Regions from separate parts of the Mus musculus genome. Here all the other regions are linked to region 2. The links are chromatin loops, found by intact Hi-C in ENCODE. Cell type or tissue: left cerebral cortex. All regions are shown on one strand. Links, peaks and the distances in the headings refer to the core of each region. The heading gives the core; the rest is flanking DNA. Region 1 has its middle 25 kb from the start of Tmx1. Region 2 holds the start of Gm46355 (a long non-coding RNA gene). Region 3 overlaps Frmd6 (FERM domain containing 6). Region 4 has its middle 18 kb from the start of Gm32322.

Region 1 (7,407 bases), core at 1,061-6,060, 430 kb before region 2:
TGTGCGGTTCTTGTCTGCCTTGGCACCCCAGTGCCTTTCTCCAGTAAACTAAAGCCTACCCGGCAGCTCTAAGGACAGCTGCCCACTTCACTTCTTGGTCCCTGCGGAGTTTCTCAAGTGACTCTATTCATGACTTTAGAGCGATTTTTAAAAATTACCCGAGCCAGGTGTAGTGGCGCATGCCTTTAATCCCAGCACTTGGCAAATCCCTGTGAATTCAAGGCCAACCTGGTCTACAGAGTGTTCCACGACAGGACAGCCAGGGCTGTATAGTCAGACCCTGTCGGGAGTGGGGCAGTGGGGGTGGGGTGGGGAGTGGAGAGGATACACAAATTGTTTGGCTGTGTCTACCTTAGTAGTCTTTTTAGGTTTCCCTCTTACTAAATATAGTACCTGGAACAGAAGTGCTTTTTTTGGTGTAATGATTTTGTACTTTAAAAAGCTGCTTTCCTTTTAGTATTTTGCAAACATTGAACATAAATAAAACTTATTATACAAGGTAACTCTTTTGTTACACTGGGGAATCTACAAACCAGGGCATAAGGATAATAATGTCATGAACGTGTGATGAGTTTAACTTAACCTCTGCATCCTGAAGTTAAAGACAATGCTTTTGTTTCTCCCTTTGGCTAGGAACTATTGCTAAGCCAGCTGAGGGTTTGTATCCCTGCTTTCTACTCAACCAGCTCTTAGCTCCAATTGATAAAGTCTTCTTTTAGGGAAAATTTAAAATATGAGGTGTTATAAGTGCATAAATGCTGGGGTTTTTACTTCTATGTATACCTTCTATAAAATTAGCCCTTAAGTGTTTTATTCTGGTATGTCCCGCCTGTGGCCTGTGGGTCACATGTGTCCCAGGATAGCTATGAATGTGTCTCAACATTTGTAGATAGCAGTGTGACGTGATTGAACACACATGTAGAGAGTGACTTTCCTCAAGGCAGGAGAAAATTGTAAAGAAAATTCTTGACAGCTGCCTTCTGAAGAAATTTAGGTATAACAGAGGGCAATTTGGTAAAAATAATTAACGGGATTAATTAATTAAACAAAAATAATTTTGTTTAATCTGGGAAAAGGTACATTTGTAATTAGCTTTCTTGCTGAGGGAAGATTGATATTAGGAAAACTTTCATTCATTTGGCAAGATGCAAGCCTTGTTTATTTGTATAGACCAGCAGAGTCGGGGTTTTGAATTATGTATGATCTAGCCGTCAGTATGGCTTGAGTCCCCTTAATTTGTGTGGAGTTTTACATATGTTTATTTATGGTCATGTATTTTTCTAGCACTCATCTTTCCTTGGTCCTAGGGTCCTGTGCTGGCTACTTTTATGTCAACTTGACACAAGCTAGAGTCATCAGGGGAGGGAGTCTCAATTGAGAAAATGGCTTTATCAGATCCTACTGTAGGGCATTCTCTTAGTGATTGGTGGAGGAGGACCCAGCCCATTGTGGGTGATGCCATCCCTGGGCTGGTGGTCCTGGGTTCTATAAGCAAGCAGGCTGAGCAAGGTATATGAAGCAAGCCAGTAAGCAGCATTCCGTTTTGAGTTCCTGTTCTGACACTCCTCCAGGGATGAGCAGTGAAGTGTAAGCCAGATAAATAAACCCTTTACTCCACAGTTTGCTTTTGGTCATTTTTTTTTTAATTATAGCAATATTAACCCTAACTAAGACAGGTCCTTCTGGCTGGGTTTATTGTACAATACACAAGGTGGGTTAGTGGGTGTTAGAGTTTGCTGTTTAAGAGAATGTTTCAGGAAAAACTTTTTTTCCTTAGAGAGTTCATCCTAAGGAAAACTGAAAGCAGTAGATGGAAGTGATGTGCCCTGGGAGTCCGCATGCTGAGGGAGCACACGTAATGGTCTTGATGTGTCACCCTCTCTGGTGTGTTAACTTGAGTCTGTTTCACTTTACAGTAAAATTCTCCATCTCTTTGTCATTCTCTCTTTCTCCCTCCCTCCCTCCCTCTCTCCCTCTGTTTCTCTGTCTTTGTCTCTGTCTGTCTGTCTGTCTGTCTGTCTGTCTGTCTGTCTGTCTCGGTATGAGTGTGTGTGTGTGTGTGTGTGTGTGTGTGTGTGTGTGTGTGTGTGTGTGTTAGTGTATATGTGTGTATATTATACTTAGGAAGTGTCTTTCATCATAGAAGGAGCCCTCTGACTCAATTACCCTCAGATCTTTGCCTGGTCCCTTGAAAACCACATTTAGTGTGCTATGCTTCGTGGCTGTCCCCAGCTGCTATTTATTGTTTGTTTGCTTGTTTGTTTGTTTTTTTCCCCCAAGGCAATAAGGAACTTGGGCACTGACTAACTAAACGCTAACTCCATAGTTCCTGTTTTGTTTTTCTTCAGGGAAATAGCTAACCTCGATGACAAGCAGGCATTACTGTCAGGACAGGAAGCCCTGGGCACCTGGAGGCGGAGCTCAGTGCTAGAGTTTGCCCAGCACCTGGCCAACACCACAGGAAAGGAAGAAAAACTGAACAAGGAGAAGAAGCAAAGCTTCGCACTTCAGGCACAGAGCGCCTGGGCGTGGCTGCGGAGAGCAGACAGGCAGCTTGCGCTGTTCAGATCGAGCAGCAGAAAGGATAACTGATACTTCGTGCTTCTCTTGGATTCCACTCAAAACAAATGGGCACACTGTCTACTATTTAACTCGGGAAATCTCTCCAGGGAGAAAACGCAGCATAAATAAAGTTTTCAAACTAGATCAAAATGTCCTTTTTCATCATTGTTGATCCCCAGTGACAGGCTGCTTTAGGGAGCACAAGAAGGCAGGGGGCAGTGCTGAGGTGTCTGTTTGTTTGGGTGGCAAATAAATAAATAATTAAAATAAAAGTACAACTTGACTTACTTCCTAAGTTTTCTCTCCCTGACCGTAGAAAGCCCTCTTGGCCCGTGTTCTCAGTCCCACACCGGAATCTGGAACAGTTTTTTCATAATGGAGTAGAATTGTCAGATTCAGTCTGCCGTAGTAATGGATATTTTGTGGGTTTTGTGAGTACTCCCACTGATTGGCTCTAAGGGATAGCCTGTATCACTTTCTTCGCTTGAGCCTCCATGATCCCTCTCTACAGTCCCTGAGACAAGGGTGAGTGAGCAAGTAGGTCATGTGGAAGTGATCCCATTAAGCTAGGCTGAGAGCGCAAAGGAGCAGAACGGGCCCCAGGGGGCAGTACTGAGATCTATTGCCGAGTTGGTTTCTGTGTGGCTGACAACTACTCAGTTATTGATGGGAGATAGTCTTCCAGTTTTTCTCAGAACTGTTTGCCTGGGAAACAAGGCTGGAAAATATTTAGATGTTGTGTTCTGCCTCCTGTTGGCTAACCTTAGCCATTGCAGGCACCGAGTACAAGAAGTGGAACCAAAACGATCTATGGAAAGTCTTGGTGGTGGATAACAGATGCCCCACAAAATGCGGCGACGTTAATGTGAGTCCGATGAATTCTGAGCGCACAGTATGCCTTCGGTGACTATTTACTGCACCGGAAGCTATATATCTGTGAAGAAAGAAACCACTCATTATCATCCCCGTTTTCACAGATCTGCCAAGGATACGTGGGCTAGGTTTTATTTTCTGATACTTTAACAAGATATTATTCTACTGACTGGAGATAGCTTTCAGCACTCTTCCGACATGATTTATGCAGCAGTATCTGAAGGTTTCAATCAAGGAATAACAAAAAAGGTATTTCACCTTATCATTCCCTAAAGACTGGAAGTACTCGGAAGCGTTCAACTCCGAGGTTCCAGTTATCTTGAAATATGTATTGGTTCACAAACTAGACTTGTTAAAAAGAACACAGAGAGTCCCCTGTGTACTTAATCAGCATCCCCTCTTATTAGTATGTATTCAACAGATCGATAAGGAGATGACCACTGATACCATACTATTAATCCACCATTAAATCTTACTCGGATTTTTAACAGGTTTCCCGGTAAAGTGCCGAGATTCTGCAAGACCAGCCTTCCTGGGTGTTTCATGGCCTTAATGTATTTGAAGGTCACTGTCTGTTGCTTCAGAGATTCTCAGTCTGCTGCGGTTTGTGAGGTATTGGGGTATTTTCTTATGATTAGAATGAGATTAGACTTTTTTTTTTCTTTTTGCAAGTATACCAGAGAGGTCCACTTGTGCCTTGTTCCTGGGAGTGAGATGTGGGAATACCTGCTTTCAGAGTGTCTTAGCACAGGATGGTGCTTCCCTTGGTCTCTGACACGGTTGTGTCCGACCTCTGGGCTCTAAGGCGCCTGTGCTTTCTTCTGTAACCAGTGGGTGCTTCGGAGACTAGGGACCTGTTACATTTCTTAGAAGATTTTTACCATCCATTGCTAGTTATGTATAACAGTTATTTAAGAGATTTGCTTGATGTTGGTCTTCTCTTATCTCTTCCGTGTGTGTTAGTTTACTTTGGCTCCCAGGCAAAATCTTCTGTGATTGTGATGTGAACTGTTATTCAGAGTGCTTCAGCCCTTGCCGTTGGGAATGTCCCTGAGTTACTCCTATGTCCTTTGAATGTTCATTTCTTACTTTGAACACTCCCTTTCTGGTATCATGTTGTCCTATTGCAGGCCTGGAATCAATCGTTTTTCCAATGAGCTTTTGTTCTGTTTATTAGAGAATGTTTCTTGTTTGTTTTGATAGTGCTTAACCCTGGCTATCTGAGAACTCACTATGTGGACCAGACTAGCCTTGAACTCACAGTGATCTGTCTGCTTTTGCCTCTGGAGTGCTGGGATTAAAAGTATGCTAATTGCCATGCCCATCCTGAGAGCAGTACTTAGAATCTAAGCTCTTGAAGCTATGCTCATTGCTTCTAGGCTCTTGTGGCTTGAATTTACAATGCCCCCACAGTCCACTGCTTTGAATGCTTGCTCACCAGATAGTGACACTATTTCCAGAGGTTTGGAAAAGGTGGGAGGTAGAACCTAGGCTGGAGTAAGTAGACCACTATGTGTGAGTCTCTAGAGTATGTCGTGATCCCTTCTGCCCACTGTTTCTCAGAAACCATGATGTGAGCTGTTGACATTCTCTCTCCACTGTGATGTTCTCCCAAGCTTGTGGGGCCAACCTATAATGAGACTGAGGTCTCAAAAACTGAGCTAAAACAAATGATGCTCCTTGGAGTTTCTCCTCAGGCATTCTGCCCACACTGATACAAGAATCAGTAATACAGAAGACAGCTTGGCAGTAGTACATGGGTGTATATCAAATACACACATTCACATGCAGGTTTTTAAAAAACATTTTTATAGCAGTCACAATACTTGGGACTTTTCTTTTCTCCTTCTTGTAAACTTGTTATTTATTTTATTTTTTTTCCATTTTTTATTAGGTATTTAGCTCATTTACATTTCCAATGCTATACCAAAAGTCCCCCATACCCACCCACCCCCACTCCCCTACACACCCACTCCCCCTTTTTGGCCCTGGCGTTCCCCTGTACTGGGGCATACAAAGTTTACGTGTCCAATGGGCCTCTCTTTCCACTGATGGCCGATTAGGCCATCTTTTGATACATATGCAGCTAGAGTCAAGAGCTCCGGGGTACTGGTTAGTTCATAATGTTGTTCCACCTATAGGGTTGCAGATCCCTTTAGCTCCTTGGGTTCTTTCTCTAGCTCCTCCATTGGGAGCCCTGTGATCCATCCATTAGCTGACTGTGAGCATCCACTTCTGTGTTTGCTAGGCCCCGGCATAGTCTCAGAAGAGATAGCTACATCTGGGTCCTTTCAATAAAATCTTGCTAGGGTATGCAATGGTGTCAGCGTTTGGATGCTGATTATGGGGTGGATCCCTGGATATGGCAGTCTCTACATGGTCCATCCTTTCATCTCAGCTCCAAACTTTGTCTCTGTAACTCCTTCCATGGGTGTTTTGTTCCCAATTCTAAGGAGGGACATAGTGTCCACACTTCAGTCTTCATTCTTCTTGAGTTTCATGTGTTTAGCAAATTGTACCTTATATCTTGGGAATCCTAGGTTTTGGGCTAATATCCACTTATCAGTGAGTACATATTGTGTGAGTTCCTTTGTGAATGTGTTACCTCACTCAGGATGATGCCCTCCAGCTCCATCCATTTGGCTAGGAATTTCATAAATTCATTCTTTTTAATAGCTGAGTAGTACTCCATTGTGTAGATGTACCACATTTTCTGTATCCATTCCTCTGTTGAGGGGCATCTGGGTTCTTTCCAGCTTCTGGCTATTATAAATAAGGCTGCTATGAACATAGTGGAGCATGTGTCCTTCTTACCAGTTGGGGCATCTTCTGGATAAATGCCGAGGAGAGGTATTGCTGGATCCTCCGGTAGTACTATGTCCAATTTTCTGAGGAACCGCCAGACTGATTTCCAGAGTGGTTGTACAAGCCTGCAATCCCACCAACAATGGAGGAGTGTTCCTCTTTCTCCACATCCACGCCAGCATCTGCTGTCACCTGAATTTTTGATCTTAGCCATTCTGACTGGTGTGAGGTGGAATCTCAGGGTTGTTTTGATTTGCATTTCCCTGATGATTAAGGATGTTGAACATTTTTTCAGGTGCTTCTCTGCCATTCGGTATTCCTCAGGTGAGAATTCTTTGTTCAGTTCTGAGCCCCATTTTTTAATGGGGTTGTTCGATTTTCTGAAGTCCACCTTCTTGAGTTCTTTATATATGTTGGATATTAGCCCCCTATCTGATTTAGGATAGGTAAAGATCCTTTCCCAATCTGTTGGTGATCTTTTTGTCTTATTGACGGTGTCTTTTGCCTTGCAGAAACTTTGGAGTTTCATTAGGTCCCATTTGTCAATTCTCGATCTTACAGCACATGCCATTGCTGTTCTGTTCAGGAATTTTTCCCCTGTGCCCATATCTTCAAGGCTTTTCCCCACTTTCTCCTCTATAAGTTTCAGTGTCTCTGGTTTTATGTGAAGTTCTTTGATCCACTTAGATTTGACCTTAGTACAAGGAGATAAATATGGATCGATTCGCATTCTTCTACATGATAACAACCAGTTGTGCCAGCACCAATTGTTGAAAATGCTGTCTTTCTTCCACTGGATGGTTTTAGCTCCCTTGTCGAAGATCAAGTGACCATAGGTGTGTGGGTTCATTTCTGGGTCTTCAATTCTATTCCATTGGTCTACTTGTCTGTTTCTATGCCAGTACCATGCAGTTTTTATCACAATTGCTCTGTAGTAAAGCTTTAGGTCAGGCATGGTGATTCCACCAGAGGTTCTTTTATCCTTGAGAAGACTTTTTGCTATCCTAGGTTTTTTGTTATTCCAGATGAATTTGCAAATTGCTCCTTCTAATTCGTTGAAGAATTGAGTTGGAATTTTGATGGGGATTGCATTGAATCTGTAGATTGCTTTTGGCAAGATAGCCATTTTTACAATGTTGATCCTGCCAATCCATGAGCATGGGAGAT
Region 2 (7,407 bases), core at 785-5,784:
AAAAACCGAGAAAGTCTCATAAACGTGGTTGTTTCTTAAAGAACGATACAGGAGGTTTATAGTTCTGTGAAGAATGAAAGAGCTGGTGATACAAATTCACACTGAGCAAACCAAAGAGCAGCAAACTGAGGACACCTGGTCAGGTAGCACTGTCTGCTCCCTACCGGAGCAGAAACCAGTGCCTGGGGGAGGGTGTGTGTAAAGGTGCCTGGGAGAGTCTCACCTTTGCTTTTAGAAAGCTGCTAATGGCCTAACGTGAAGGAAGAAGCGTTTAGAAAGCAGAATGCCTTTGAGAAGTATGGACATAAATCCTCCTCTGAAACCACACTGTGGGTTGAAATCATTGCTGTGTGGAAATGGTGCCTAGTAGTGTCTTTGACTCTTAACTTATGCAAATGTACCGCTTGGATACAATGTTTTTGTTGTTGTTGTTTCTTTTTTTTTTTTTTTTTTTTCTTTTTTTAAAGAGATCAAATTTATTTCACTCACTAACTACTGAACTGCTCTTAGTGGCTTCGCTTTCCTGGAAAGGGTGGCGTTGATGGGGTGGTGACATGGCTTCTGTCCGGCAAGTATTGCTGTGTTTGGGTAGAAAAGATAGGACGGATGCATAGCCCAGTGGGCTGCAGCTCCTCCAGAGGCCCAAAGACGCTTCCTGGCAGTGAACTCGGACTATTCAGCGAGGTGCTGGGATATTAATGAAAAGCCTGGAGGGGCCACATGGGAGTTGTTAGTAGGAAGGTGCCAGAAGGTAAGGCGGCTCCCTTTTCTGGGCAGGCAGGGGAGCGTGGCGCTGATGCCCTTGAGAGCGATCTGGTTTGAGTTTCCTCACTGAGAACAGCCAACAGATGGGTGTCTGGTAACCCAGCGCCCCTGTTAAGAGGATCCAAGTCAATTGTTCCACCTGGCACTGGGGCCGGCTCTGCCTCCAGTTTCAGCTTCAAGCCTCTTGGGGGCTAAGGACAAAAAGTGGAAGCTGAGACTGTATTCAGAGGGAGGGGCTGTAGACACAGAGGGTGCGGTGCCTGGAGTTGAGGGAAAGGATATCTCACCAGAAATCTGTGAACCAGCCCACCCTAGATCAAGGGCTAGGAAATCTAAAGGAGGCTCTGAAGCTACATCGGGAGCTTTTCTAAGAGCCAATCAGAACCTGGAGGAGTGCTGCCAAGGACCATGAAACCCATCCAGCCTTCAACTCCTCTCAGACTCCTGTTGGTACTAAACATACACACCCGAGCCACAGCCCCAAGCAGCCATCTCTGAGTTCTTTATCTTCTTCTTCTGTCCCCAAGTTCAGATGCAAAGGGAACTGTCTGCACCCAGGAGCCTGGGATGAATGTTGAAACTCTGCCTTTTAAACTGGGGACCTGACCACCTCTGTCTGTGATGTATTGGTGCCACAGGAGCCCACGGAAGGTGAGGGCGTGGCTCCCAGGTAGGGGGCGGAGCTCCCCAGTAGGGGCGGGGCTATTTGGTAGGGACTCTCCTATAGGTCATTGCCATTTTTTCATTCCAGTCATCTCCAGGGAGTGATGGTGTGAAAAAGGAGGGGCAGAGATCATCAGGGAAGGTGAAGTGATGAATGTATTAGATGCTAAAGATTAACAAAGCTTTCTTTGTTCTTTAAAAATTGCAGTTAAGTTGTTCGAGTAGGTTCAGAAACCATTCCCCTCCTCGTTTGCAACGGCATCCCAAGGACCTAATTAGTGCAGGGCCTGGCATAGGAAAGGTGCCCAATTAATGCTGAAGTTAGCAACAAGTGGAAGTTCTGTAGCCACGTGCCAGGAAGCCAGGTGAGTAGGGTAGATCACAAACACGTCTCCCCCTCTCCACTCTTCCTATGATCCATCTCTCCATTCTGGTCTGCGCTCCCGCCTCTACTCTGACAGTTCTCGCCAGCCCTCCAGTTCTAAAGCTGGCTTCTATTGTGTCTTTACCCTGTAGAGGCTTGTCAATAGCACCTGTCCTAACCTCCAATTCTGACTCACTAACCCATTTATTTACTATTTTCTGATGGTTGGTCTCCTCTTACATCATCACAGTGTAGGCTCTGAGAAAGCTTGCTAATAGACGTACTAACCATAGTCTTCCAGGGGTGCAGACCAGAGCAGCGATACAGGCACCCGTCTGACCCCTCGTGGAAACCCTACTGGACCAGGTGTACATGCACCCCTATGCAGCTTCTGATCAGATATGTAGAACAGCAGACATATGGATTTAGATAAGTGACTATAATAACGTTTGGCTATGGTAGAAAACTTAGCCGTAGATGAACAAGAAGAGGAAGAGACTTGTATTCATCCTAAATTACACATTTTTTGTTTTGTTTTGTTTTGTTTTTCTGAGTGGGGCTGATCTTAGGATGGATTTTGCCTACTCGGTGTTAACTTTCCTCCAATTCCATCCTCGGAAGCTGCTGGTGCCCCAGGGTGGTCGTGCTGTGCATTGAGTTTTCCTCACCGATGGACAACAAGCAAGGATTATCTTGAGCAGAGAGCTGAAGCGCAGTACAAGATGGTTTTGCTCTGGGGAAGACAGAAGCACATCAGATCGGATGAAATAGGAAAGCAGCTCTCGGAAGTGATCAGAAGACGCTGAGCACTGAGGGTGGGTGGGGAGGGCGGACGGCTCCAGGTGGTCTTCGTTCTGCACCGGACAGTGAGAATTCTCTTTCATCCCGGCTAGGTGTTTATGTGACCAAATGCAATTGTATGTCTTCAAATGTTCCCGGAACCCCACATTCTGAGGTTTACAGGCCTGAGGGAAACCATAATTCCGTCTTGGGCAGGACCCCAGTCAAAGGCTCAGCTTAGAGACAGCCCTAGGTAGATGTCGCTCACAGCACTAACTGTTCAGGACTGGTGAACAAAACCAGAGGCAGCGATGGCATGGCGTACAGATTCCTGGTCCCACCCTGTGTTTCCAAACGGTGAGCAAAGCAAGGAATTGGCTCTTAGAGCATCTCCCTCACTTCCTTGGTTGGCAGATGAGCGATTCCCAAGCATGATATGTGGGAAAGGGGAACGGTTTTCTGGAGCTGTAATCAGATTGCAAGTAGCTTCTTTTGTTTCTGCTCACGTCGGTGACAAACAGGAAAGGAATCCTGCTGTCACTATTGGGTGTTAGGCAAGCCTGGGTGGGTCTAGATGAACTGCCCTGCGGGGCAGGGAGGACCTCAGTCAGAGCTGGGCTTTTCTGGGCCCTGCCTGTTCTGACTGCAGCCTGACCTCTGGTGGTCGAAGAGAGTAATGCACAAGAGCAGCTCCAGGGGTCAATGTATAAATGATAGGCTTGGAAACGCCCCCTGAACTTCATTCACAGCGGCCCTGGCCAAGCCTAGGACTAGCTAACGAGGTTGTATCAGCGAATAGATTCCATGGTCCTGTGTGGCCATCCTTTGGCCTGGTGACTCCTGGGTTGTGAAGGCAGAGGTCAGGATGGTGCCCTTGCAGTGAGCTCTTTCCAGTCAGGAGTCTGGAGAGGTAGATGGTGACTGTGTGTGGTTCATTTAGCCAGTTACCTAACACACCGCTGAAGGCCTTCTGTAAGTCCAGCACTAGGCTGGATGCTTGAAGGACAAAGTAAAGAAAGATATGTGAATGGCCCTCTACCCCGGAGTCAACTTCAGACCTGTGAGAAGCAGAGAAAGACACCAAACCCAAAGGCTGTCCTTGGCTTAGCGCTTTGATTTCCTGCTGGCTTCTCTCCACTACCAGTCACATTCACACAGAAGAAATTACTTAACACATGAAGCACTTCTGGGAGGGGAGTTCTTTTGGTTGGTTGGTTAGTTTTAGATTTTTGAGATCAGGTTTCTCCATGTAGCTCTGGCTGTCCTGGAACTCACTCTGTATACCAGACTGGCCTCAAACTCACAGAGACTGACCTGTGTCTGCCTCCCGAGTGCTGGGATTAAGGGCACTGCCCAGCTGAGGGAGGTCCTTTTATAGTCCTCATTTTCCAAAAGAGAAAGAGTCTCAGGGAAGATCAGACTGTTTGCCCAAGGCCACCTAGCCCCGGTCCCGGTCAGCCTTCCTTCAGTGCTCACACTGCGGTCCACACTGCCCTCTGGTGGTCACTAGAACCCTCTGAGTACCTCACCTCCAGTCTTTGTGCCTCTGTTCGGTTGCTTTGCATCTACTTCTCTCTCACTTTAAGGCTTATTTGTTTTTTATTTTATGGGTATGTTTTGCTTGCATGTGTGCAAATGTAACACATATCTTCAGTGCCCATGGAGGCCAGAAAAGGCCAAGGTCAGATCCTCGGAGCTGAAGTTAGAGAAAACTGTGAACCACCATGTGAGAACCAAACCCGGGTCTTCTGCGAGAGTACCCAGAGCTCCTTACCACGTCTCTCCCCCCTCTCACTTTAAAAGTCATCTCTAGCCGGGCATGGTGGCGCACGCCTTTAATCCCAGCACTCGGGAGGCAGAGGCAGGCGGATTTCTGAGTTCGAGGCCAACCTGGTCTACAGAGTGAGTTCCAGGACAGCCAGAGCTATACAGAGAAACCCTGTCTCGAAAAAAACAAAACAACAACAACAAAAAAAAAAAAACCAAAAGTCATCTCTACTCACTCGCCCATCTTGACGCTCTTTCTTCTGCCCTGCACGATGTTGCATGCGCACCTGCAGTCACCATTTACTGCTGCCCTGTCTCTTCCTACCATTTAGGACCACGCCCCTTCACCCGCGTTAAGACGCCCTTCAGTTCATGTCCTGAACTCACTTCCTCCTCTCAGTCCATGACAGAAGATCTCCTTTTTAAACCAACACACAATCAAAACACAGAAGCAGAAGAGACTCTCTGCCCTCTGTCCATCTGTCCATCCTCCCTTTAGCGTACAGTCCCAGAAGGTATCCATCCCAACCGTCTCTGCTTTCTCAACTCCATTTCCCGTTCACCTGCTACCCTCTGCCTCTGCAACCTCCTCATTACCAAACTCTTGAGGAGGTTTCCAGGCTACACTGTGATGGAACGCTGCCTGTTAGCGAATGCTTCCTCTTTGGGAGCTCTTGTCACTCGTTGCTATGACAACAAGCCCTTCTGTGCTCTTTCTACCTCGAAGGTCATCCCCCAGTCTCCCTTCTGGCTTCCACCAGCAGCATCTCTGGTCCCTTCCCAGGTCTGCTCCCAGACTGCCCTCCGTGACTTCCATCTCTTGACTTCAACCACTTCATGGTTTGAACTGCACCTATCCAGTGCCGTCTCCCAGTACAGAGGGAGCCTAGCCATACCACCCCCCAGCCCCCAGCCTTGGATACCTGCTAGTCACCTCTACCTCCCTGTATTTAGAGCACCTCAGATCATTATCACAACATTCACTTCTAAACTAACTCCGCCTGGGAGTCTCCCTATCAGCTTGTGAGGCCACGGTCTGGCCCCGTCCCTCACCCCCTTAAGCCAGAAATTTGGAGATAATTTGGAAATAACCTTTTTTTTTCAGTGTTGAGAACTAAAGACAGAGCCACTGGGCAACTGCTCTCTGTCTAAGCTTTGTCTCCTGCCCAGAAGTCATCCTTGATACTTGACAGTCGGCCATTTAGTAGACCCTCTTATGTGGGTCTCCCAGATGTTTCCAGGTATTTATTTCACCAGCATCCTGCTTCTAGCCACCATTGTCTTGTTCTTAAACTACTGCACTGTCATCCTAACCTGTCTCCACATGTACAGGGAGATGCATGGAAATCTGCCTCCCCATCTCAGAGGGATCTGTGTACATTTTTGAACTGCCTTTCCTGAAATCTCCAGGGCCTCTCCACTGCTTCCAGCGGGAGCTCCAGCCCTTTGGTGGCCTATGCAAAGTACCCTGAGATCTCGAAACTGTTTCTGGTACGAGCGTCTCCTTCACCCTCTGTGGCCAAGCTCTCCAGCAGCAAAGAAGTACTGTGGTCCCTGCAGGTGACTTACAGTTCCTCCACTCTCATCAGCATGCCTCTCTAAGGACAATTTTTTCCTCACCCTAGCCACACTCCTCTACCCATTCACACTTATCAGGATCAGCACAGACCTGCAAGCAGCCTGGTGAACAGAAAGTGCCTCAGTGGAGAGGCCCGTGTCTCACTGGGGGCTAAAATGGTCATTGACGGCACTGAGGTAGGGTCCAAAGGAGTTTTCCTTGGTTTCTTAACTACTACGGTTTCATCTGGAGGTATGGGTTCTGACTACCCCATTTCCAGATGTATATTTCCAACCATTTATTCTTGCATCTATACCACATTTTGCAGTTTCTTGGGAAAGATATCATCACCTAATGTAAGCACTGGGCCTGTGATTCCCTCATGCAATCCTAATAGTCTCCTGTTTGCAAAATGAGATTTACCAGCCACCCACTGCAGATACTCTAGGTTTCCTAACGTGCCTTATGCAAGTAGGGAGGACTTGAAAAGAAAATGAACACCCCCGCCAGCAGAGGGCAGCAGGGAGCCTGGGCGCTGAGGACTGGCAGAGTCAGGCTTGGGTGTGTCTGAGAAAGGATGCAGATTAAATTCCACTCCTATCTTGCCAGGACTGGTACAGCCACAGGAGATAGATGGTGTATGTGTATAGACATGCTGAAGCAGGGGACAGGGAGAGAAGTGTAAATGCATGCCTTTGATGGTGGGAGAGGAAGAAGGAATATATTCCAATCTGTTTGACAGACAGAGAAAGGGTTTGGCTTTTTTGTTGTTTTGTTTTGTTGAGATAGAGTCTTACTCTGTAGCCCGTGGTAACCTCAAATCCATGGTGACCCTCCCGAGCGCTGGAATTACAGATGTGAGCAATCACATCTGGCAAGGAATTCATGAATTTTAAAACCTCACCAGTGCTCAGATGTTCCCTGATCGATGGAAGAGAGCCCCCCCACACACACACACACACACACACACAGCTCATGTTGGAGTTGGGAGACCTGATTGTGTGGAAACAAAGACAAGACAGCAAGGTAGACGCCATGCAGGAAGGCTCTGCCTCTTTCAAGACACTCTACCGGGCCTGCACGCTCCGGCTTCCTCCACCCTTCAGGTCTCGTCCCAAGCAGAATTCCCTTGGTGCTCTCTGGCATAGCCTTACTATTTCAGGAACGAAGGAGGCAGCTTTTGAAAAATAAGTACATTATCATCTCACTTGAAACCTGTTCTAGGGGCTGAAGAGATGGCTCAGCGGTTAAGAGCATTGACTGCTCTTCCAGAGGTCCTGGGTTCAATTCTCAGCAACCACATGATGGCTCACAACTATCTATAGGGGGATCTGACGCCCTCTTCAGACAGGCGGATGTATATGCAGCAAAGCACTCATACATTAAATAAACAAAATTTTTAAAAGAAAAGAAAGAAACCTGTTCTGTTTTAGCTCGATTTGACCAACTTTGTACTTCTGAAAGAAGGGAATTGAGCGCCATCTCGTGGTTGATAGCCTTCATTTCAATG
Region 3 (7,407 bases), core at 824-5,823, 79 kb before region 2:
ATAAAGCTTTTGGCTTTCAGAACTTATGACATAATGGGCTGTGTAGCCTTTTGTGGCAGTTGCTTGGAATGCAGGTTTCAAATAGAATTGTTTTGGACAGAGTCCTCAGTTTTTAAGAGTTCTGTGTAAATGACTCCTGTCTCACAACTAAGTTTCTGATAAAAGAATTCTTTGTAGTTTTCAACTTGAATGTTTTACGTTTTGATTTCTAGAGCCGTGTTTTCTTTCTTTTTCTTTTTTTTAAATAAAACCTGCAAACAATTATTTTATTACATGAAAGCCAGTACCAAGAAGAGATTAATTCAGTCCAGATGTAGAAATGTATGTGAATTGTAGGTTTGGGTGATCTCAACAAGTTTGCCTTTTGTTGATGAGGCTGTCTGGATCCCAGATGGCATCCACAAATTATCCCATAGGCCTGTTTCTGAATTGAAGTCTGAATTTCATGGGCTTTCTCCAAAGTCGCTTTAATGTTATTTTAAATCTTCTCAAGAGTAGAAAGCTTTCTGGACATACGCAGAGAGGGCTATTTTCCTGTTATTCCTAATTGAGCCTCATAGTGACCTAGTGTAGTACATGGAGTCTGTTTCTGGATGTAAGAGCAGGAGGTATATACCCTTTAGGGTAACTAGCCTTAAAGAGGGTTGGTTTTAGTTATTTGAGTCTAGCTTTTCTTTTCTTCTCTTCTCTTTTCTTTTTTTAACGGGAGTTGGGGCAGGGGACAAACAAATTTCAGGTGTTTACAGCCTTCAATAGAATTCAGCTATAAGAGTTTGTGGCTTCAAGTTATTTTGTTGTTTGATTAACCTCAACCCTCTGCCCCCTCCTTACTCTAAACAAGCACAGTTTAAATGAGAAAATTGAATGATTGTTTTCCGAGAGTCAGGGTTCCTCTCTGCAACAGCCCTGGGCCTGGAACTCACTGTGTAGACCATGGTAGCCTTGAACTGGAAGAGAACTGCCTGCCTCTGCTTCCTCTGTGCTTGGGTTAAAGATGCCCACCGCCACACCGGGCCAGACTGATACATTTTTAACCAATCCATCAGTACTCCACACAAGCTCTGATGGACATTTCCAACCTCCTGTTTTTAGGAAGTCATTGTATGATTGTGGGGTTTGTTTTGTTCTCGTTGTTTTTGTCTTTTGATTAGTTTGTTTTGTTTTGTTTTGTTTGTTTTTTGAGAGAGGGTCTCACTATATAGCTCTCTGGCTTGTCCTGTGTAGACCAGGCTAGCCTCAGACTCACAGAGATCCACCTGCCTCTGCCTCCTAGTTCTAGGATACTAGGATGAAAGGTGTGAGCCACCACCTCTGGCTTTTGTTTGGCTACATAACAACACATTTGGTAACTTTGCTATGTTCTGGTTATGTGTGAAACATGATTTCTGTGAAGGTGTTTTATGAATAGTGAAATTTTAATTAAAGCCCATCTTCTCTAAAGCTGAGCAGGAAAAGTGGTATTGCTGGCTTCTCTGGCCAAACTCTGGATAGGGGATAGTTGAGAGGGCTTTTCAGTTTGCCCGTTGTCCTGGAGAAGGGCTTTGCTGATCTATGTAAGTAAGAAGAAACAAATTAAAGGAATAATTTAAGAGGAACTAGGTAGCAGAATATTGAGCACTGGGTTACTTGAAAAATTTAAACTTAGAAGGATAAATAGTGAAAAATCAATGCTGAAGTAGGAAGAACTTTTTATCTGAAAATAGAAATTAAAAGAATATCTTTCTAGCTGGGCAAAGGGCAAATTCGGGAATTGATGTGCCTAGGGGTCTGTATACAGCCTGGAATGAGCTGGCAATTGATTGTTGTCCTGGAAACCTTGCCTCCCTTAATGTTGATTCACCAGTTTGCTGTTAAGTGGTGTGTATGGGCTGACTGTCATTACTACTCACCCCCACCCGGCCACATCTCCTGTTAAAGAATGGAAACTTTTGTGTGTAAGTGCTAATGATTATACAGACATTTAATTGGTCAGTAGCATTTTAGAAAGCTATTAATACATACTTGATAAAAACTGGGACCAAAGGGTGCTTCAGTAATGCTGACGAGATTAGGTTTGGGGTGGAAGTAGGCACTCTGCACATCTCATTATGTTTCATGATTTAGTAGTGTAATTACTTCTGGTGCAAGTTTGTATATGGCCACTCTTTGTATGCATCGAGTGGAGCCATCGTGCAGTATATCAAATTGATCAAAGAAAGATTACAGAACACCGAGGAGAAAAAAAGAAAAAGAAATTGATCTGACAGCCAGCTCTGTTGCTCCAGGAAGAGAAAAATGTGTTGAAACAAATTCACAGATGAACCAGCTAGAGTCCTGAGAAAGAGAAGGCAGTGCTTACCTGGGGCTTCCCCGACTTTGTCTCTAGCTCAGCATTTCTTACCTTTCTTTTCCCCAGTCTGCATGCCCACTGAGGCAGAGTTCAATTAGTAAGGCAGTAGGGATTCAGGCATTAGCCAGGTGACTGTATTTATCATGTACCCACGGGGCAAGATTCTGATCAAAAGTGTCAATTTAGATGGAGAGTATCCTTCGTGAGTTATTCTTAGATGCTTTCCAGCAAGCTTGTGATTTATAGAAAATGATGTCTTATATTAGCACACCGCCGTGGCCTCATGGGAGAGAGAAAGTCTTCCCTAAAGTAAAGTAAACTCAGGAGCTGGCTCTCTGGTCACATTAATAGAAATGTAATTAATATCCTCCCCACAGGAAACAGCATGTGCTGCACAGTTTCAGGGGCTGGCTGGCTTTCTTTCACACCTTTTGGTCCTTGCTGGTCCTTTTGGTCCTTATTTCTTTGAATCTGTTGCTCGCTTACTATATATGCTCGGAGACATGCACAACTCAGAATCACCTGGCACAAAGCTGTCTGGGCCAAGAATGATCACCAGTCCAATTTCTTATCTAATAGGTTAGTTTTAATCTGTTCTTAGATGTCATCTAAATGCAGTTACATATAGGTTGCTTGGGTTTCTTGTTTCCCTTTGGAGGGTTGCGTGGTGTGTCTTCTTTAGCCCAACAGTGTCACGTTATACATAGAAATCGGTGTAAGCGTTGGCGGTTAGTATGTCTGTTTCCGAATTCTACTGACAGACACTTGGATAGTGTGGGGATGATACGTAGTGACTAATCTTCTGATGACTCCAAAGAAATTTGAGTACTTCAGAATTGAGAGCATAATCTTAACATTAAAAGCAACAGAAATAACTTAAAAATAGGATATGGAAGGATGAGAGGGGCAGGAGCAGCAGCCACACTGCAGGTTCAACGTGGAGCTCAAGGTTTATGAGTTACAGTTCGAATCGTGTCAGCCAGACCGTGGCCACACTTAAGCTAAGCATCAAAGATAGGGAAAGGGGCCTTAGGTGACCTATCAGCTAACCATCGGGTTTTTAGAGGTGGAATGACTCAGACCTCGTCTCACCCTAAGGACCATGTGAGCTTCTCCAGACCTGGTGTAGTCCAGCCAGCAGCTAAACAGATGGGCTGCTGCCCAGACTAGTGCAGGTTCTGCCCTGCTGGGGAGAACACAGGGCTGGAGCCCCGTCCTTCTCATTCTCATCTGCCAGGAGGCTCAGTGCCTAGAGGGTGATTGCCCTGTTCTGATTCACTCCACACTGCTGTGTGTCTGCTCAGATGGTCCGACCTGTCAGTCAAAATGGATCTGTAGCAAGATCAAGTCTCAGTTCCTCTCTCCCCCTCCACTGCTGTTCTCCACGCTGAGCTGTTGGGATTTCTCTCTTTCCACTTCTCCATCCATCTCATCTTTCTCCTGTCTAGGCTGGCCAGTGACATGTTGGATTGTAAATGCTGAGTGCGTATTTTGAGGACTGTCTTTAAAATCATGTATTTATTTTTTATTTTATTTTATGTACATTGGTGATTTGACTGCATGTATGTTTGTGTGAAGGTGTCCGATCCCCCTGACACAAGAGTTAAAGACAGTTGTGAGCTACCACGTGGGTGTTAGGAGTTGAACCCCAGTCCTCTGGAATTACATACAGCCAGTGCTCTTAACCTCTGAGCCATCTCTGCAGCCCTGTAGAGGACCTTTTAATTTGCTGCTGTTTCCCCTGTTTATGCTTTTCCCCTCTCTGCAGTTTCCCTTTCTCTGCATCTTCTCCCCCAACAAATAAATGTCCTCAGAACCATCCAGTCTTCACCAAAACCAGTGTTGAAATTCTGACGTTGAGTGCTGCGGCCCTCCCGGGAAGCGCTTAACCAGAACCCTAGGGCTGTGATCTCACTGAGAGACCCAGTGATGAAACCAAGAGCTTGGGAACTATGGGTACACACACCCACACACACACACTCACACACACACACACACACACACACACACACACACACACTCACACACTCACACACACACACACACACACACTCACACACACACTCACACACACACACACACACTCACACACACTCACACACACACACTCACACACACTCACACACACACACACACACACACACACTCACACACACACACACACACACTCACACACACACACACACACACACTCTCTCTCTCTCTCTCATGTCTCCCTGAAGAGTAGAGGACATTTTCATGGTTCCAGGCAAAGTATAACATTTCAGTTTAGGCCCATGAAAAAGGTGGTAGTAGATGATAAAATCACAGAAAGTTTAAATGAGAGCACGTCATCCTCGGCCCTGTTGGAATGAGGTACTGCTCTCAGCAGCACAACGTAATCATGCATACTCTTGGGAATGTTCAGATACACTGACCAGAGATCTGTAGCCTCTGACGGATGCCCAGTAAACTCACAAGAGGAAGTCATGATAGCTTGAGCAGTGGATAAAAGAGGCAGGGAAGTAAGATGGTAAGATGGGGGGTTTTCTTTCTTTCTTTCTTTCTTTCTTTCTTTCTTTCTTTCTTTCTTTCTTTCTTTCTTTCTTTCTTTCTTTCTTTCTTTCAAGACACTGTACAACCCTGGCTGTCCTGGAACTCTGTACCAGGCTGGCCTCAAACTCAGAGATCCCCCTTTCTCTGCCTCCTGAATGTTGGGATTATAAGGGTGTGGCCACCTCTGGCTGGCTGATTAGGACTTTTTTTTTTTTTAAGTTAGCATGTATTTGTTTTACACAGTGATAGGTTTCAAAAGATATTTCCATTCCAGTGTGTCACATGATTTGGCTTATATTCACCCCTCCCCCTCATGCCCTTCCTTTACCCAGCTATTATTGCTTCTCTCTTTATGTCACAGACACATAAGAATTTCATATATGTATATGACATCTAGGGACCATGTATTAGAGAAAATGTGGTATATGTCTTTCTGACTTTGCTTAATCTCATTTAATACAGTAATGTCCAAATTCCTTTCATTAACATGCAAATGACTTACTTTATGATTAAATAACACATACACATGGGGGGGGTTGTCAGGGACCAAATTTTCTTCATTCATTCATTCATTCATTCATTCATTTGCTGATAGGAAGGCACCAGGCAGACTCCACAGCAGGCTGTCATCATGACTGTGTGTCTCTAGTATGCTGACCCAGATTCCACTGGGTAGCTTCAGAGTCACTCCCTGGCATCCATGCTCTGCTGTTCTCTATTGGGTAACAGGAGAAATCACCTGTGCTTTGCATTTCCTTCTCTTCTGTAAAATGATGGGTGATAGAAAGATTACCTGCCCCACAGGGTTCTCGTGATCGGTAGATGAAATGGTACATGCGAGACAACCAGCCTGGCTTTGGGCATACAGTAAGCGGTCAAGTGGTTTTAGCTGTTATCAAGAGGAAACTACATATGGGAAGATAAATAGGCTTTTTAGAGGTTGCCTTTGTTTACTGCTAGTTCATCGGATTTTCTTCTCAGGAAAAGCAGGCAACAAAACCTAGTGATATCTATTAAAATATTGGGCAGTTTGTGCTGCAGGAGGGGCAGCTGGCCTTTCCCACTGATCACTAATTGATGGAAAGAAGTTCCCCTACCTCCTTCTAATGGTATTTGCCTTTACAGATATCAAACAGTAAATCCACATATTAAAAATAACCTCTTTATGGTCACTCATATTGGGTAAAGTACTTTCAAACTTAAGAGTGGCAGAGGACCCTGGTTTCTGCTCATACACCCTGTAGAATTTCCCATGAGCCCCTTTAAAGAAAGCTCCATTACTGGGATGAACAGTTGTTTAATACATATACATGCATGCACACACCCCAGTTTATATACTGTGAGTCAAACCCTTAATGACTTTCTGTTATTGGGCCCAAAGTTTAAGATTTTTAAAGCCATTCATTCAGAGGAAATTAATAGTCCGAAAGTTTCAGAGGGAATATTTAAGCCAAGAGGAACTTCACTTAAGCACATTGGGAAGATACATTTACATCTAAACAGCATAATTACAAGCGCAGCTATGGGCCAGCAGGACCCATGCTGTATCTTTCTCATCTGCTCCTTGGGAGTGAGGGGTGCTACCTCACATGGCCTGTTCCTGTCTCCGCACTCTGAAAACCTCAGACTTGGATAAACTGAACACTTCAGAAGTGTACACTAAGCCCAACAGAGAGCAGGCTTTATGGAGTGTTCAGAACTGTGCCAGGGAGTGGCTGCAGCTCCTGCCAGAGTTCACCTGGGTAGTGAGATACATGCACACGGAAGGGGATTAGATGTTTCTGGATAAGAGATATATGGAGCCTCAGTTATCAGATAACGAGCAGTGTTGCTCCAGTAATGGGGAGGAAGCCAGTTGGAACTCCATCTCAGGAACTTCCTGGGGATGTGGGAAAAGCTTCAAGTATTACAAGGAAACTAAGTTAAAATGGTGGAACGCTTAAATTCAGTTGTTCATCTAACATAAAACGCAGCCAGCATATGCCAGTTTGTGTTGTAGGCCCCAGAGATGTGTAAGTGAACAAACTAGAGAAAGAAAAAAAAAAGCCCTCTCTTCGTGTTTGTCATTAGGAATGAATAGTAAGTAGAGTACATTTTATGTGCGAGAAGAAGGTCATGAGTATGAAACAAAAGGAGGTCAAGGGACAGGAGAGATGATGGTCCAGGGAGATGGGGACATTCCCGCTGAGGTACGGACACTGTTGTTGGGGTTATGTCTAGTAATTTCGTAGTGAGTCGGTAATGCTGGGAGTTGAAAGTGTGCTTAAATGCACCTGATTGACTGAACAGCACAGTGCTGGGGAGACTGTGGGAGGGGTCTTGGGATCATTTGCCCTGTTCAGTCAGTATCAGGAGACTTGTCTTAAATATCACCAGCCCCGGAAACACCAAAAGCCAAAGTTTGGAACATTTTATTGTATATCAGTTTTTACATTACAGTAAACAACAACAACAAACCCCTCAGATTTTCTACAGTGTAATTTAGCAAGATTGGAAAGGTGAGTTGGTGAGAACCATGCAGAAGGTCTGAACAAGGCATTCCA
Region 4 (7,407 bases), core at 751-5,750, 200 kb before region 2:
CTTCCAGAGTGGGTGAATGACTGCTTTGTCATGAGAAAAATCAATGACTGCCACCACAGGAAGCAGGGTAGGGAGCAGTGGGACAAAGGGCCACACTCCAGCTGAGCAGTGGGGTCAGCTGTGTGACCCATCCGTGCTTGTTTGATGACTCAAACAGCGGAACAAAAATCCAGATAAGACCAGGAGCTTGTGCCAGGTGCTCTCCAGAGAGAGGTGGCTGGGCCCCAGTGCAGAAACTCAGCTCCACGTCATATTGCTTACCCAGAATAGCTGGAAGGGAAGCAAAGATGGGAGTCAGGGAAAGCCATTCCCTCCAAGATCTACAGTGCCTGATGATCAGGTGTCCACCAACACTCTCTGGCTTCAGTTGTATTGTTCTTTTAATAATAGCTCATTGAAGAATTGTTTGTGTACATTAACCCACCCCTTCAAGGGCTCAGAGATGCAATGGTTCTGGTGTACTTACAGACGTGGTGGCCATCATCACAGTCACTCTCTAGAGCACACGCATCAAAAGGAAGCTCTGACCTGTTGAGCAATCCCAACCGTATGTGCTGTAACCCCTTCCCTAAGTGGCTGGCTATTCTGTCTGCAGGTTTGCCAGTTCTGGCCTGTAAGGTTCTTGGTGACTTGCTTCTTCCATTTGGCTAAACCACCAAGGATCATCTATACCACAGCAAGGACCAGCACTTCATTCTCAGTTACTGCTGAATAAACTCCCATTTTGTGTGCATATATCGCCTTGTCTCACCCATTCACGTGACAGATGTCTAGGCAGTCTCCACTATTTCCTTATTAATGTAGCTCTGGACACTGATAGACACATCTTTGTGTGGACATTTGCTTTCAATTATCTCAGGGTTGAAATTGCCAGCATGTATGGAAACTCTAAGTTTTACTTTTTGGGGAACTGCCAAACTGTTTTTCATAGTGGCTACACTGCTTGACAGACTCAGCAGCAGAATATGAGGGCTCAGGTTCTCCAAGTCCTTGTCAACTAATTATTCTCCGCCTTTCAATCTCCAGCAATCTGATGGATGCAGAGCTGTAGGTAGCTCGTTGTAGTTTCGATTTGCATTTCCACCAGCATGGATGGCACTGGGCACCATATGATGTATATCTCATTTCGAAAAAGGTTGTACTCAAATGCTTCATCTTTATATGTAGTCAATCGTTTCGCGGGGGGGGGGGGGGGAGGGAAGGGGGACGGAGGCTTTCATGTGGCAGTCAGAGGACCACCTTAGGTACTGACCTATCTTCTTTGAGATAGGGTCATTTTATTAGTCACTACTGTGTACAGTCGATGAGCTGCTCGGGAAACGTCTCTCACTGTAGGAGCCCTGGAATTACAATGTGCATGAAGTACCCAGATTTACAAGGGCTCTGGGGATTTGAACTCAGGTCCTCTTGTTTGCATGGTAGGCACACTTACCCATTGAATCACCTTCTGAGCCCCTTTGGTCCATATTTTGTAAGTGTTTAGAAAAGGTATTTTACTTTATGACTTTGATCATTCATAAACTGACCTAGAAAATTCTGGGGAGAGCACTGTACCTGATGCTATGATATAAATAATGGTTTGTTGTGCTGGGGGGAAATTGTGTCTTAAAATAGACTAGTTTTGAGAACAACTTTAAGTTCACAGCAAAATTGAGACGAGGTATACATTTTCCTTGTGCCCACAGATGCACAGCACCACTACTACCAATTGCCCCCAAAACAGTGAAACATTTGTTGGAACCAGTAGCCTACACTGAGAGATTACTATCAAAAGTCCCCAAGAGTTTACCAGTATCAGTTCTCATAGCATCATACATAGCATTTCACTGCCCTAAAAGCCCTGTTTCACCTGTCCATTCCTCTCTTCCCCAATCTCTGATCTTTCCTCTACCTCTGTAGTTTGAATTTCCCACATATGGTACCTAACGTATTCAGATTGACCTCCTTAGATCTGAATATACAATTAAATTCTCTCCATGTCTTTTTGGGTATCAATAGTTCGTTTATTGTTAGTGCTGAATAATAATACCCTTTATGTTAATATACCACAGTTTATCTACTCACCTGCTGAAGGGTATCTTTGTTTTTGTTTTGTTTTGTTTTGTTTTGGGTTTTGTCAGGGCATGGGGGGATACGGGGGAGATAGGAGTTGTTTGTTTGTTTGTTTGTTTGGTTGGTTGGTTGGTTGGTTGGTTGGTTGGTTGGTTGGTTTTGGTTTTGGTTTTTTGAGGCAAGGTTTCTCTGCGTAGCTCTGGCTATCCTAAACTCACTCTGTAGACCAGTCTGGCCTCAGAAATCTAACAGTCTCTGCCTCCTGAGTGTTGGGACTAAGGGTGTGCACCACTACCACCACCTGGTTTTGTTCAAGTATTTACGCAGACATGGTGTCAGTTCCTTTGGATGAACATCAGGGACTATGCTTGCTGGGTGCATGATATGACTGTGTTAAAAAGGTCTTCCAAAGTGGTGGCAGGATTTTGCACTGTCCTGCCCACAACCCCCAAGCCCGCTACCCCACCCAACTCATGTCCAACCCTCAGCCATGAGAGTTCCCAGGGCTTCATGGCTTCATCGGTAATTTCTGTCATTTTGGATCTTGGCCATTGTGAGTCTTCAGTGTGATATCACTGTTGCTTTAATTGACAGTTCCTCAACGGCATGAGATCAAATATCATTTATCTACCATTTATATCTTCTCAGGCTGAGGAGTCTGGCTCAGCTCTTTGCCCATTTTTAAAACCAGGCTGTTCACTTCTTGTTGTGAGAGTTCCTGGTGTATTCTGGGTAAATCATTTATCAGATATGGAGACGCCATCTGTAAATACTTTCTTCCAGTCCGTGGCTTGTCTTCTCCTTTGACAGTGTGTTTTACAGAGCAGAAGTGTTGATCTCTGTGGGATCCAGGGTATCAACTACTCCTTTCTCGGATTGTGCCTTTGATATTGAACCTACGGTCATCTCGCTTTTCCGTTATCATTCTGGAGTTTTATACTTAAGGCCTTGACATTTTGGGTTGATGATCCACTGTGCGCTACCTCTTGCAAAGAGCAAAGGGCAGTCTGTCTGTTTCTGCTTGTGAGCTTTGCATACTTATTTTTTTGCTTTTTTGAAAGATTTATTATTTATTTTATGTATATGAGTACACCTTTGCTCTCTCCAGATACACTAGAAGAGGGCATTGGATACTGTTACAGGCAGTTGTGGGCCACCATATGGTTGCTGGGAATTGAACTCAGGACCTCTAGAAGAGCAGCCAATGCTCTTCACTGCTGAGTCATCTCTCCAGGCATCTATTTTTTTTTCTTTAATTGTATTTAATCTGTGCTCTACATTTGTCTCTGGGCTGCCTTCTGATCTGAGAATATCCTCTCCTGTCCTATGGAATGTTTTTGGGTTTTTTTATTTTTCTCTCTCTGTTTTGTTTTTCACTTTTTGAGTGTGTGATTTGAAGTACCGAGTTCTGATAACATTCAACTTCCTGTTTTTGTCTTCTTGTCATTGCTAAGAAGCCATTGCCTGTCCCAAGGTCAAGCATTTCTCTTCTGAAAGTCTTGGCTATTGCACTTAGAGTGGCTCTTTATAGTTTGAGATGATTCCCCATTGTGATGTGAAGGAGAGGAGCCGTTTCAGCCTCTTGCATGTGGATACCCAGGCGTGCTGGCACTGTTACAGGAAATCTATTCTTCAGTCTGTCTCAGCACTGTCATCAGAAACTCCTTTGTAGGAAAAACTCCTTTGTAAATTAGAAAGGCCCTGTCTCCTCCTGACCTGTCAGTGCTGTCTGATTGATCTATGTGTCTACCCGTAGCACAGTGCCTTGATTCCTGCCGCTTCTTGCTAAGTTCTAAACTTGGGAAGTGTGTCTTCTTCATTTTTCGTTTCCCACGCCATTTTGGCTAAGTCCTGTGGGTTTCCGTGTGTATCTGGGAATTTCTACAAAGAACTAATTTGGGATGTTGGTGGGGTGACTTAAAACATGGTCTCTGAATAACACATCTTATAGCTTCCAGTTCCCCAACACCAGCTGCTTCATTTAGATATCTGAAAATTCTTTCAATGGTGTCCTGTTATTTTCAACATCCTAAACTTGAATTTCTGTGGTTAAATTCGCTCCTGATGAGTGTTTTGTTCTTTCTTGATGCTGTTATAAATGAAATTGTTTTATAATTTTTTAATGTTCGTTGCTACTGGATTTGTACATTGTACTGCTAGTACACAGCAATGTAAAGTTGACATGTATACATTGATCATTCCCTCGTGTGTCCTTCTTGTCCTCCTCTACCTTCCCTCTCTCTCTTATTCTCCATACTCTTCTTCCCTCCTTTCTCACTCCCTCCCATTCTCTTTCCCTCTTTCTCCTTCTTTCCTTCCCCTCCCCATTACTTACTACTCTCCCTCTTCTCTTTCTTTCTCCCTCCTCCTATCTCCCTCCTCACACTGCATCCCCCTGCCCCACATCTCTGACTTGTCTTCCCCTCTATTCTTCTCTATCAGCTAAGCTGCTGTTGTCACTGCATTTTGCCGATGCTGCTCCCTCTGTCTGGATTTCACCTCTCATGTGTGATCTTCTGGCTCATCCTTTGGCTCGAGCACATGGGCTGCCACTATGCCAGTCTATGTGTCCTGGGTTTGGGGCAGCTGCAATACTGAGTCTCTATTGGTTTACCTCCCCGTAGTCCCTCATTTGCACTACCCATTGACTAAGGTTGCATCTATGAGTCTTTGCCCACTATAATTTCCTTATATAATATAAGGTTTGCCACCTGCAAAATACCCAGCATGAAGAGCACTCAACAAATCATTCTTTGGATGAAAGAAAGAGCAGTTAACACTTGGGGAAAACAGCTCTTGCTAAGAACTCTAGGGTGTGTGTAGGTGGGGCACATACCACCTACAGAACCAATCTGGCCTCCTTCGGCAGCATTGCATTCCAGAATGGAATGTGATCATCTTGGGAGAGCAGAGGCACAGAGATCCAGGCCAGTTAACTCTTCTGTGGTTGTTTCTCTACCAAAACTCCCTGCCTGGGGGTAGGAAAGTCAGAAAGAAAATTTCAGTTCCCTGAATCATTTGTAAGTGAATAAACTGTCTGACTCCTTTGCTTTTTTACCTGTCCTGAGGTACAGCTGACTTCTGCTGGGGGGAAGGGAAGAGATGCAGGATTTTCCTTGCCAAATTCCTTTTCCCTAACAAATAGGGAAATTCCTGACCAGCTGTTGCAGTGAGTAGAAAGAAAAATATTCCCTTGGAACCCTGCGGCAGAAGACACTTTGTGTGCTGGCTCCTCTCAACGAGTGTCTAGAGCCTTCCAACTACTGCTCTCTCACCCGGGGTTCTTCATAAATCTCAGAAGCAGCAGCCGGTGTTTTGTTTTGTTCTGAGTTGGAATTTCCTTTAGCTTCAACTCTGGTGTTCAGAGGGCAGGATAAAGCCTAGAACATCAGGAGGGAGACTGGGGGTGATAGACAGGAGAGGGAGGAATGAGCCCAGGCTGAGATGGGCTGCAGCTACTCCTGATGTGGGATGGACCATCCACCCCATCTGGGACTCCACAGTCTGCGGCCTGGCCAACAGAGGAGATCCATTTACATTTGGGGATATTATCATATTGAACTAGGCTTAGGCTTCCTGTATGAATTGAGCTTTGCTGCTGGGTGTGCTGAGACCTTTAGACACACAGAGTAATGTACTGTGAGACTGAAACACTGCTATGTAGGCATCTCTGTTCTAGCTCGGGAGTCTCCATCACCTAGCCTAGCACGAGGCCTGGATCAGAGTGCAGCTTAGCTGAAAGGACAGAGTGTTTAAATAAGATGATGTAAATTAGGTTTTCCCTTCCTCTAAACCAAAGGGTGCAAATGTCCACAGCACTTCAGTCACTTAGGGGAGGTAGGTCACCAGTCAGGAACAAATCCTGTGAGTAAATAAGTCAAGTCATTATTTTACCATCAATTAAAAAAAAAAAAATCCAAGAAAATTGATTTCAAAATGAAAACACATAGCTTACTGTGTGTATGTTCTGAAATGCTTTGTCAGAGGAGACGACACGTGTTTATACTGGAACAAAAATGAAAGGGGAAGTTTGTAAACGCAGTGCTCGCCCTCCTACCCTGTCAGCAATGTGTGTCCGGTCAAAGTTACCTGATGAGGCTGTTGGTGCTGGCTTGGTTTTGGTGGAGGAGATTGGGGGTTGGAAGGGGGAGGGTGTTGTTGTTTGGGTTGGGTTGGGTTGAGTTGTGGTTGTGGTTTTTTGCTTATTGATGTCAAAATATCTCTCTACTTAAACGGAGAAAAACGACTTCAGCAAACTGTTCTAAGGTCAGTAGTGCTGTGTACAGTGCCTTGAACCTCGGGTTTCTGAGGATTTCTGGGCACATTTCCAGTCGCTTCCGATCAAGTTTGCCTCTAAATGGAGCAGAACTCTGAGTCAGGACGACGTCCTTGCTAAGTTTGTTACAAACTTAGCTAGACCTGAATCTGCTGCCTTAGCTTCCTCGGCTGTGGGAGCGTTCCCAGTCACCCAGGTGCTATTTTGGTTCCACACGGATTCAGTGAGCATGGTCTGAGGAGCCAGGGAGAAGACCGGAAGCTCACTTCGAGGTAGAGGTATCATTTTCCCCTCAGTGAAATGGATGAACTTCTCCAAGGGTGGCCCTGATGACTAACACGGGGAGAGGATGAAAGGAGAAGGCAGGAGGGAATTGTTTTCTCAGCGATCCCAGAGGCCAGGCGAGACCCATTATTAAGATGCGGAAACGTGTGCCTGGTTTTTGGCTGAGAAGAAAAGAGCAATAGAAAGGGGGAAAAAATGCTGAAAGCAAATGAGAAGAAAGGGCTCGGGGAGAGATTAACCTTGACCAGGGAACAGAACTGTGACGTCGGGTGTTGCGTGGGAAGAGTTTTGAGTGGGGAGACCGAAAGCACACTTATGTAACCAGGCCCTGCAGAAATGTCATTTAAAGTCCTCAGCAGCTTCGCAAGCTAAGAAGCAGAAGCTCTGGAGGGTACTGTGAGGTGCCTCTTACACATTCTCCTTGCCTTACACAGTCTCATATGCTGGCGGGGGGGGGGGGGGGGGATTGTTTACTATGGAAGGAACGTAAATACAATGTTAATGCCTCTCAAAATGTGCACCCAAGACGTTGGAACCAATCACCAGGCACTCGCATGCCTCTAGGACCCATACCAGATGCTTCGAATCGACTCTTTGAAAGTTGATCTCAGAAATTTTCATTTCTTTTGGAAAAAAATAAATACAGCATAAAATTCATAACATTAAAAACTCTGAAGTACAAATTCAGTGACATTTGGTGCAGTCACAATGTTGTACAACCATCTTTACTGTCTAGTTCCAAAACATTCAATAACTACGCAAGACAACACTACACCCATTGAGACTTTAGTCCT

What was found. Hi-C counts contacts between places; a loop is a spot of excess contacts. Peaks named below come from ENCODE experiments on the same cell type or tissue, not always from the same donor. Only the 100,000 strongest peaks of a DNase experiment are listed, where the experiment ranks them.
Region 1: a loop joins it to region 2, with 4 times the contacts of the local background. A loop is called at or near these places in 4 of 42 quality-filtered maps.
Region 3: a loop joins it to region 2, with 9 times the contacts of the local background. A loop is called at or near these places in 18 of 42 quality-filtered maps.
Region 4: it touches region 2 in a loop (2.1-fold over the local background); 4 of 42 quality-filtered maps call a loop at or near these places.

What each region holds. Positions count from the first base shown.
Region 1 is chr12:70,474,602-70,482,008 of GRCm38, forward strand. No RefSeq gene overlaps it. Among named protein-coding and RNA genes, the nearest start is that of Tmx1, 25 kb to the left of the region's middle. In left cerebral cortex, for the core only: a CTCF peak has its summit at 3,201 (motif pointing right); DNase peaks (open chromatin) are centred at 2,616 and 3,161; H3K4me3 peaks cover 229 bases.
Region 2 is chr12:70,907,183-70,914,589 of GRCm38, forward strand. Gm32664 (a long non-coding RNA gene) reads left to right here. Exons shown (of 4, transcript XR_381658.4): 2 at 1,293-1,416; 3 at 1,637-1,793; 4 at 2,414-2,598. Gm46355 (a long non-coding RNA gene) reads right to left here and starts at 4,972. Exons shown (of 2, transcript XR_001780623.2): 1 at 4,576-4,972; 2 at 2,271-3,568. Gm10457 (a long non-coding RNA gene) reads left to right here and starts at 4,705. Exons shown (of 2, transcript XR_003950189.1): 1 at 4,705-5,580; 2 at 5,750-7,296. In left cerebral cortex, for the core only: CTCF peaks have their summits at 3,239 (motif pointing left) and 4,067 (motif pointing left); DNase peaks (open chromatin) are centred at 1,163, 3,225 and 4,055.
Region 3 is chr12:70,827,713-70,835,119 of GRCm38, forward strand. The region is part of intron 1 of Frmd6 (FERM domain containing 6); the gene reads left to right. Among named protein-coding and RNA genes, the nearest start is that of Frmd6, 5.9 kb to the left of the region's middle. In left cerebral cortex, for the core only: no CTCF peak of the experiment used is centred there; a DNase peak (open chromatin) is centred at 3,061; H3K4me3 peaks cover 934 bases.
Region 4 is chr12:70,707,599-70,715,005 of GRCm38, forward strand. No RefSeq gene overlaps it. Among named protein-coding and RNA genes, the nearest start is that of Gm32322, 18 kb to the left of the region's middle. In left cerebral cortex, for the core only: no CTCF peak of the experiment used is centred there; DNase peaks (open chromatin) are centred at 3,695, 3,879 and 4,899; H3K27ac peaks cover 1,635 bases.